2 separate regions of the Homo sapiens genome follow, and region 1 is linked to region 2. The links are chromatin loops, found by intact Hi-C in ENCODE. Cell type or tissue: heart left ventricle. All regions are shown on one strand. Each heading gives the region's core, and the rest is flanking DNA. Links, peaks and the distances in the headings are about the cores only.

Region 1 (5,503 bases), core at 201-5,200, 54 kb before region 2:
CCCATTTTGTAGGTTGTCTGTTTACTCTGTTGATAGTTTCTTTTGCTGTGAAGAAGCTCTTCAGTTTAATTGGTTCCAATTTGCCAATTTTTGTTTTTGTTGCAGTTGCTTTTGATTTCTTCATCATGAAATCTTTGCCAAGGCCTATGTCCAGGATAGTATTTCCTCTGTTATCTTCCAGGGTTTTTATAGTTTTCTGTTTTACATTTAAGTCTCTAATCCATCTTAAGTCAATTTTTAGATATGGTATAAGGAAGGGGTTTAGTTTCAGTCTTCTGCATATGGCTAGGCAGTTATCACAATTATTCCATTTTATAGGATAGGAAACAAGATTTTCTTGGCCACTGGATTGGTTCGTTCTCATGCTGCTGTGAAGAAATACCCAAGACTCGGTAGTTTACAAAGAAAAGAGGTTTAATTGACTCACCGTTCTGCATAGCTAGGGGGAGCCTCAGAAAATTTACAATCATGGCAGAAGGCACCTCTTCACAGGACAGCAGGAGAAAGAAAGAGTGCAAACAGGGGAAATACCATAGGTTTATAAAACTATCGTATCTCATGAGAATCACTCATTATCACCAGAACAGCATGGGAGAAACTGCTCCTATGATTCAATTACCTCCACCTGGTCCCACCTTGACCTATTGGGATTAGTACAATTCAAGGTGAGATTTGGGTGGGGACACAGAGCCAAACCATACCAGTAGCCCAGTATATCAAAATATTCAGAAAAATGGTATTGGGAGGGAGGTGTATTGTTGCCCCAGTATTTGGTTTCCAGGCAGCTATTAACATGAAGTACTGTCACATTCTTCAAACTTATCTAGTTCTGCCTCATTCTGAGTGATGAAGGTTTGATAAGGTGCAGTTACACTTAGTCTGTACCAACTTTCACCCTAAAGAGTATGAAGGAACTTGTTTGTCTATGTGTCTGTCACAGCATTAGTGACTTGCTTTAGAGAATCTTGTGAATCATGAATAGCTCCACTATCTATCCTTGCCTTGGGACTTTGCCATGCCCAGTGTTGATGACAGTCACTGAAATTCTGCCAGGTTGAATCATTCATTATTACCTTGTCTGCAGAAGAATTGCTGATCTTTTGCATATCATCATCTTATTCTTCTTTCATTTGAGATTATGGATATTTGTAAAATCTATTCAACATCTTTGATAAATCATTTTAGATAACTACATATTATTCCATTTCTTGAATATTTTTTCATTTCTTAATCAACCTTCTAATGTTGGTCATTTAGGTTGTTTACAATTTACAACTATAATATATTGCTGAAATAAGTTGCTTGTGTTATTTATTTAGGATAAAATCACAGAAATCAAATTACCACTCACATGGTAGGAACATTTGTAGGGAACTTAATACATGGTTTCAAATTGGAAAAGTTTTCTTAAGTTTATAAAATTAACATTACTCTATAAGATTCCTGACAGCAGAGATTTTATCTTTTTAAACTATCTTTTTCCTGACACCTCAAGTAGTTTCCTAACACCTAAAAAAGCCTGGTATATTGGTATAAATAAATATTTTTGTATGACTGATTTATGACTCTACTTTAGTTGTACTGATTAAGTTATTCCCAGATGAACCTAGAACCAAGCTATCAACAAAACATCAACTTTGTTTGTGTACCAAACTGTGAAGATAAGACAGGAGGAAATAAATCTGCTGTCTACCTTTTGTGTTTTTCAACCCTTCAGCAAAAGTAGGCTCTGGATATGTCTTCAAATGGAATCTTTGGTTTTGTAATCTTTTTTAAAAAATTGGTTGATTCTCAACTTTTGTAGGTGATGACGGTGACGGTAGTAGTAGAGGTGTGTGGGTGTGTGTCTGTGTGGGTGTTGTGTATGATGAGGATGTGGGCAGAGATTTCCCCTTCCCACTTATCAGTTTAAATTAGTATCTAATCACTTAGGCTTTGGATATTTTTGTGATTTCTTCAATTACTACTGAACTGAAAGGACATAGTTGCTGTTAGAGTTTGCAACCTGGGCTTTGATCTAGATATACACTTATAATGAATCTCTGTGACCTTTTAAAAAAGATGTATTTGTTTTGCTCAAATTGCGTATGGAATTGTGAATTGGAATGGTACTTAATCTTTTCGGTTGCAAACCTTTCTCAAGACATCCCAAGTGCTGAACACTAGATGGCATGGTAGAGTTATCATACTATTCTTGGAAGAGAAAGTCCACTCCAAAGCATGGAAATTTTCTGCCTTGGCAAAAATAAACAACTGAAGTAACAAAATATAGCTTGCTATAGGAACAAGCATGACTTATCTTCACACTTTTAAAAACTATTAACTGAGTATATATTACACTCCCCTTTTCTAAGTTATAAGAGTAATAATGCTTGTCAAAACAAACCTTAAATATAGAAATAAATAAAAGTGGAAAATGACTTATAACCTCATTAACCAGAAATATCCACTGTTAACCTTTTGATAAATTTTCTTGAGATTTCGAGACTCCTTGATGCATATGTAAACATTTATAGATACATAGATATAGAAAGATGTTTGGAAAATGCCATTTTATAATATGCATATTTATAGAGAAATATAGATAGATATTTGGAAAATGCCATTTTGTAAAATGCATTCTATCAAATAAATGAAAGACATTTTTCATGTCACTATATGTAAAGTATCACAAAAATAGTTATAGTTGCAGTGTTTTACATAGAATATATTTATCATGGCCAGGAGCAGTGGCTCACACTTGTAATAGCAAGAAAGTGCAAGACCCTGTCTCTACAAAATCATAGTCCTAATTACTCAGGAGGCTGACATGGGAGGATCACTTGAGCCTGGGAGGTCAAGGCTGCAGTTGAGCTATGACTGTGCCACTGCACTCGAGCCCCAGCCTGGGTAAGAGAGTGAGACCCTGTCTCAATAAAAAAAAAAAAAAAAAAAGAATATATTTATCATAATTATTTATTTAGCCAATTTATCATTGTAACTTCAGGTTGTTTTAGAATTTTTGCTATTATAACATTGCTGAAATTAGCATCCTTATTCTTAATACTCTATACTTTTCCAATTATTTCCTCAGATTAAATTTCTAGGTAAAGTGTTATACGTATTTAGATTTGACTTACCTTATCTTATAAAAGTGACCCCAAAGAGTTCACTTGCCATTTACACCATGCAAGTACACAATGTGAAGATGGCCATCTGACCTCTATTGTCAGATTGTCCACCAAAATTATTAAATCAATTTATTTCTATTACTGCCTAAAGTACTTGAGAATCCCGTTTTCTCAACATTTTTGCCAACATTGGGTATTTTTATTTTTTTGAGTGTTTTTCAGTATGAGGCTTCAACAATTAATATTGCGTTGTTTTATTTTGCAGGCTAAAAATTATTAGTGAGGTTACACATTTTTTTTCTTTTACCACTTATATTTCTTTCTTGTTGAAACATATGCTTGTATGATCTGGTGACTACTCCTTTAGGATGTTTGTCTTTTTCAATAGATTGTTAAAAGGTTATTTTATATTTGAGACACTGACTCTTCATGTTTTATGTGTTGCCAATTTTTGATCAGTGTGTAGTTTTCTTTTCCTTGCTAATAATATTTCTGTTGTTTCACTTGTGTGCATTTGGGTGTGACTTGCAGAAGTTTGACATTTTTAGAGCATCAACGCTATTAATCTTTTCTTTGGTGCTTTTTGTTTTTGATGCTGTGCTTACATACCATATCAAGACTGTAAAAGAATTTGGCTCTGAGTAAGAGACATATGTGTTCTTTATAGAGTAAAATACTGTAACAAAAGTTATAGTTATAATGTGTTTATTTTTGTCAGCCAATTATAAATTTGTCATATATTAACATATTTAAATCTTCCTAAATTCACATATTTTCACTATATAACCTGCTTAGTTTATTGTCTTTGGTATTGGAAAATGCTGTACACAACATATTGTACTTCCAACCTCCGGTTAGGACTGAAAATTTTAAAATCTCTTCTCTGCTATTGTCTTCCCTACACAGAAGCCCTTAAAATTACAACTAAAAGGTCTACCTCTAACCAAAGTCTCTAATTATTGACTTCCTTTTTGTTTACACTGCTTCCCTCATGCTTTTTAAAATAAATTTCTGTTCAAGTTGAAGCCTAGGCTGCCCTTCACTCCCCCTCAGGTTAATAATACTTTTGAATATAAGAATCAAACTTTGTTGATACCACAGTAATGTTCTAGTGGGTAAGACCTAAAGGTTTTTTGTTTTTGTTTTTACCTTATCTTAAAAGATATCTAGACTAATTTGAGTGAGAAACATATTGAAAAACTTTTTGCTATGGATTGAATGTTTGTGTCCCCCTACCCCAAATTCATATGTTGAAATTTAATTCCAAATGTGGTGATATTTGGAGCTGGGAATTTTAGGAGGTGATTAGGTCATGAGAGATGGAGCCTTTATGAATGGGATTACTGATTTCAAAAAAGAGACCCCAGAGAGTTCACTTGCCCCTTCTACCATGTGATGACACAACGAGAATATAACCATCAGTGAACCAGGTACCACGTCTGCTAGCACCTTAAACTAAGATTTCCCAGCCTCCAGAACAATGAGAAACAAACATCTATTGTTTTAAAGTCACCCAGTCTATGATATTTTGTTATAGCAGCCCAAGTGGACTAAGACACTCTTCAAAGAGAAAGTGTATCATTCTTATAGTCCTGTATTAAAGGAAATGGCCCTGGGTAGTTTCTCAAGGATTTGTTCATTCATCTATCCATTCAAAATATATTCTTTAGCACTTACTAGGTGCCAGGCTCTGGGGATATGATGGTAAATAACAATAGATATGATCTTACTTAATATGAATATTAGAGTGTGGGGATATGTGAGAAAACATAAAAAATGTAACAATCACATCATTAATGTAGCCTTTCAAAGACAGAAATATGGACCTATGAGACTGTATAGCAAAGGATCCTGACATGGACAGGAATCAGGAAAAGCAGAGTCCTGAAGATTGGATAGAAGTTATCCAGATGAAGAGACACCATCTAGCTGTTCATGCAAGAGATTATTTCATTAAAAGGACTTGTAGCAGGAAAGTTCTTGGCATACTCAAGGGTCTGAAATGAGGCTGATGTGATTGGAACAAAGAAACATTATGCAGAACGAAGGTAGGGAGATAGACAGAGGCTAGACTAGACACGCAGAGCCACATTAAAGATGCTATTCACAATTCCAAGAGTGATAGGAAATCATGGAAGGGTTTTAAGTGGGAAGGTGGGGAGGTGACCTGATAGGAGCTCTTTTGTAAAGCTCACTGTGACTGTGGTATTGGGAATCAACTGAAAGGGGGCCAGAGTAGATGACAGGGAACAATGTGAGGGGCCCTGTAGTGGTCCAAGAGAGTGATGGTGGTACTGCGAACTATATGGTGGTGGCTGCAAAGAACATGAGATGTAGATGGATTTTAGAGGCATTGAGAAAGTGAGATTGATGGAGCCAGGAGGTAGATTGAA
Region 2 (5,248 bases), core at 1-5,000:
TGGTCTAAATTAAATACTTCTTAAGCCAATGGACAAGATTTAACGTCACTAGCAATCAACATTATTTAAATTAAAACTGACCTATTCAAAAATAGTTTTATTTTGGAAGATGGGGATGAATTTTGGGTTTTGAGGTGCATGCGTGAAATCTAAGTTTAAAGGTTTATTTTTTAATAAGCAGAAGAAACATTTGAATATCTTCATTTAAGATAGTGTAAGACTTGGAAAAAACCTTTTAAGAGTCATTTTAAAACTATTTTTTTCTTCTGTAAATAAAGTTAAAGCTATGCCTAGATTTTTGAATGTGATCAAAGGTTTTTTCTAATGTATTATTTTTAAATGTCAATTATTTTAGTGTGTGTAAAATGATAATAGCAGATTAAGTTCATAGACAGAAGCAACAGAATAGCAACTGTCAACAACACTAAGAACCCTTTCTCAAACATCAGTAGACATAGCCAGACTTTAGCATCTGGTGCAATTAAGAAATTCAGATGTGGTTTAAAACATTTTTAATGTACAATAATCAGATAAGTAGAATAGTAAATAATAAATCTCCAGAATAAAATATACACCTGTTTTTCCTTTATTTAGTTGTTTCAGAAAAGGTAGAATAATTTTTTTTTTGTAAGTAGCCAGTAATTATACATTGATTTTTCTTTTTTAAGAAAAGTTACAATTTAGGAAAGAATCTCCTGGTATCTTAGTTGCAACTATTTTTTTCCTTAAAAAAATTACCAATGTGTTGACTATTATCAGAAGAAATACTTCTCATTCCCTATCAAATCAAACTCTCAAATAGTGACTTATGTTATGTAAATGCTCTCTGTGATAGATATAAAAAAGGAAATTGTAAGAATCCGTGAATACGCGATTATTCTACTGTGCAGAATAATCCTTTTAGCATAGGGTAGATGGTGGATGCACAGGTAAGACCTAAACACAGATAATTAAAGATGCAATTTCTCCCCCAAACTGGAACTGGTAGTGTGACCCAGCTTAGCACTGGTGGCCACCACTTCTGAGCCATTGAGGAAGAGATTGTGATATAATTTGGATGCTCTGTATACAAGACTGAAGGGTAGTAGATGGAAAAAAAGCCAGACACAAAAAGTTTACAGTTAACACATGGCCTTTCTCTTTTCCGTAATCATTTGGCTCATTACCCTATGTTCATCCAACTTCCCCACCAACAATTTTAGTTCACTCTGTCCAGTAAGGCTTTACGCTGAAAAACCTTGGAACTGGTATTGCCCTGTCATTCTTACTAGGGTCAGAACCATGAGACTTCAAAGTAACTAACACACACACACGCACACACACACACACACACGCCTTCCTTTCTGAATCCATCCAGGCATCAAAAATAGAAAAGAAGTAAAAGTCAAAGACCAAGATGAATTTGTGCAGGTTACTGTCTAAAGGCAGTTTAATATTTACGAAATGTCACACACATACACACACACTCACACTCTTTAGGATCCAGTTACAAGCGCTGCGTCATCCGCCAGATCACATGGTAATTGTTGCTATTTCAAGGATCAAGTGGCATAAATCTCCCCCCCCCCACCCCACCCCCTTCCCTTGGTACCATACAGCGTGGAAGAGTGAGTTTTGTGTGATGGAGTGGGACCAGGCTCTCTGATCCAACCCTCTGCTAGCAACTCGGCTGTCGGTGGGGTGGCGCGCGCGTATTCTCACGGAGTGACTAGGAGAGGGGGACGAGGGAGGGGGTCTCAGGGGAGGAAGGGCAGCTCTAATTGGTTTCTCAATGAAAGATAATCACCTACTCCCCAGAGAGGCTGGAGATTAGCACTCTGCCTCTCCTCTCCATCGCTTTTAGACTTCTCATCCTCCCCTCGGTGCTTTTAGTCCATTCAGCAGAAGCGGATCGAAGCAGGAGGCTCCCCGCGCCGCATTAGGGGCGCACTCCGCCGCGCTCGAGTACTTAGCGCCCATTCACTCGCTCACCCGCGCTCTCCGCTGCCGGCTGCCGTCCCAGCCGCCGCCGCCGCCGCCGCCGCCGCCGCCGCCCGAGAAAAAGTTTCGCGGAGGGGCTCAGTGAAAAAATGAGCGAGCTAGAGGAAGACTTTGCCAAGATTCTCATGCTCAAGGAGGAGAGGATCAAAGAGCTGGAGAAGCGGCTGTCAGAGAAGGAGGAAGAAATTCAGGAGCTGAAGAGGAAACTCCACAAATGCCAGTCGGTGCTCCCAGTGCCCTCGACCCACATCGGCCCCCGGACCACCCGGGCGCAGGGCATCTCGGCCGAGCCGCAGACGTACAGGTCCTTCCACGACCTCCGACAGGCATTCCGGAAGTTCACCAAGTCCGAAAGGTAGGCGCGGAGGCCGTGGGCCCGGGCGCTCGTCCCGGCCCGCGGCGCAGAGGCTGGGGGCTCTGGCCGCGGCGGCGGGGGCGGGTCGGCCCAGGGCGCCCCCTGCTCGCTGCGGCGCGCGGAGTGGGGGTGGCCCCGCGGCCCGGGAATGGGAAGTGTTTATTTTTATTTCTGCCCATCACGTGCTGTGCTTGTCTCCGCCGGGCTGGGAAAGGCGAGCTGCACGGGGAGACGCGCCCCTGTGGCGTGGGGGTGGGGAGGAGGACCGCGGAAAGTTTACTCGCGCGGGCTAACTTGTGCCCTCCACACATGGCTGCAGTCGCGCGGCTGTCCTTCGTGCGCCCCGCTGGGAGCGTCCACGCAGGGACCCAACCCTGCCCATCCAGGGGCCTGGAGAGCTTCCCAGCGGCGACCCCCCGGACTCAGGCCACTGGACATGCTCAGTGGGGCTGTCCGAGCCTCCTAGGGAGGGGCGACTGGAGGCTGGACAGGGTTGGGCTCAACTTAGGGACTGAACTTGCCCAGAACCCGAGCTCTGCTGGCGGATGCGGGGACAGGGAGAGGCGGGACAGGGGCTTGTCTCTAGGGCAGGGATCCAGCCTGGAGCGTGGGGGCGAGGAGGGGAGAGGTTTATTCACAGGGTCACTTTCAAGGCAGCTGTGATGTCAGCAAGACATTGCAAAGAAACCCCACCTTCTGGACGTTTCTTTGCTCTGATTGTGCCTCTTCCAGAAGTTCAACACCTAAGGCTGCTCTAGGTTTGGAGTCCGCTCAGTGACCTTGCACCTGAAGCAGATTTGAGGCTGCTCGTCAGCCCTGTCCCAAGGTGGATAGTGCGCCCTCCCTTTTTGTTTTCCCCTGAGTCCCTCCCTGGAAAAGTTGGGATGAAGAAGGCGGAGGGGTGAGGGTAGGCTGTTTCTCCGGACGCCTCTGGGCTCCTTCCTTTCCTCCTCTCCGGCACTTTAAGAGACAAATCCTGCCAGTTCAAAGTTGTATGTCACTCCTTTGGGGTGTGCAGAGGAGGCTGGGTGGATTTTGGCCACAAGTAGGAAGCTTTTGCACTCCACTCGTCGCCTTCACCGGAGAAGGCTGATCGATTGGCTGCAGCATTAAAGCGCCTCTGGACATTAGGGAGAGGAAGTGCAGACTCCAAAGCCATTACTGGCTTTTAGTCCCTGGAAGTGCAGGGCCGAAAATGCATTTCTCAGGATATTGAATATTCCATTAGGAGTGCCTTCATGCCCGCCTACCTCTCTTAATCTTTCCCTCTTCTTAGATCATTTGCTGTCTGAGTTTGGGGCCCTCAGGGGACTCCTAAACTAGTCCCCCTCTCTCCGTTTAGCTCTCTCACTTTTGAGGCAAGCTCTTCTGAAGAGCATGTCCTTTCCACTGTCCCCATCCAGGTCAGCTCCAGGGCGCTTAGTGTCTGCCACTGGCCCACTGCACCTCCTCCGTGTCTGCCTCTGGAGTCCCTCTTGTGTATTGATTATATGGGATGGGGAGCCAGGGAGGCTGAGCAGCGGTTCAGAGTTATTAGAAGAAGACCAGGAGCTGGGAGCCAGAGTGGGGAGAAAAACAGGAATCAGGCAGAAAGGACTCCTCTTAAGGAATTGTGGGACCTTCTGAACAGCCATCTCAGAAGACAGCTTTCAGATTTCCTGAGTGACATAGTGACATTCCACTTACGAATTAACACTGTGTACATGGCACCTTTGGGCCCATCTTGCCTTGAAAGTCCCTGTTGGATGGAACAGTGGCATTTTCCTTCCTTTTCTCAGGACTGCAAACAGACCTAATATTTGGCCTTGCCCTTGCCTGGGAAGCTGCTGCTGAGTCTTGTCTCAGCCGGGCTGTGCATTCCGAGCGGCTGCCCTGCCCTGCGCTCAGCAGCTGGAATCAATCTGCCCACCTCCTTAAGAAGCCACTTCATCAGCGGTCACCCGGCAGCTGCTCGCCTCCCAGGGCTGCCGGGCTAGGGCTTTATCGCATTTTTGAAATTTCAGATTTCTGTGTCTGGGCTATGCCCCTCGAACAGTAACAGCACCGCTTTGCAGCAGGGAGGAGATTTCACCAGGATATGGAGGGGACAGGAGAAAAGCCCTCCTTCCCAGAGTCCACTGTCATTCAGGATTTGCTCTCAAAGAGGCAAGAAATCTCTAAGAATGAAAGGAGGTGTTTTGTTGTTGTTGTTGTTGTTTGTATGTACTGGGAGGAAATGGCTAATCTTGGGTATGCACACATCATCCTTCTTCTGTCCTTCTCTCTTCCCCTCCCTTTCCCAACATTTTCATGTTAGGGGTAGGAACATTCATCATGAGTGGATCATGCGCAGTAGCCGTCAGTGCATATTTGTGTCTATAGCAAATAGCTGGAGTACTTTTCTACTTCCTCTCTGTGCTGATTTACACTGGGAGTGAGGGTAAACTTTTTCCCACTCAGCGTTTAGTTTCATACTTTCAAATAGAAGTGTGGAGTTTATTTTCAGCAAGCTGACTCATTAGAGTTTAAAAAGTTTTGACAGGTATAATATATGGGGAGAGTAAACATTAGAATTATGTACTCTTCTTGGCACTTAAAGAGACAGTACTAAATTGTCCTTGGCTAGATACCTTATTTTGGCCAAGAAAGGAAATAATTTATTAAAGGATTTCTGGGATACAATATTTAATATGAAACAAGATACTTTTAAAATAAAAATTGTTTAAAAATGTTCAGATAAGGATTTGACAAGTAGATATTCCATCACCTCACCTGTAATTTTTTTTTTTTTTTTTTTTTTTTTTGAGGCGGAGTCTCGCTCTGTCGCCCAGGCTGGAGTGGAGTGGTGCGATCTCCGGCTCACTGCAAGCTCCGCCTCCCGCGTTCACGCCATTCTCCTGCCTCAGCCTCCCGAGTACACCTCACCTGTTTTTT

The links. Hi-C counts contacts between places; a loop is a spot of excess contacts. Peaks named below come from ENCODE experiments on the same cell type or tissue, not always from the same donor. Only the 100,000 strongest peaks of a DNase experiment are listed, where the experiment ranks them.
Region 1: a loop joins it to region 2, with 2.1 times the contacts of the local background. A loop is called at or near these places in 6 of 110 quality-filtered maps.

What each region holds. Positions count from the first base shown.
Region 1 is chr10:50,935,561-50,941,063 of GRCh38, forward strand. No RefSeq gene overlaps it. Among named protein-coding and RNA genes, the nearest start is that of A1CF, 53 kb to the left of the region's middle. In heart left ventricle, for the core only: a CTCF peak has its summit at 2,176 (motif pointing right); no DNase peak of the experiment used is centred there.
Region 2 is chr10:50,989,310-50,994,557 of GRCh38, forward strand. It overlaps a transcript of PRKG1 not described here. Among named protein-coding and RNA genes, the nearest start is that of PRKG1, 83 kb to the right of the region's middle. RefSeq lists an enhancer at 2,654-3,154. In heart left ventricle, for the core only: no CTCF peak of the experiment used is centred there; DNase peaks (open chromatin) are centred at 1,672, 2,712 and 4,212; H3K4me3 peaks cover 5,000 bases; H3K27ac peaks cover 4,560 bases.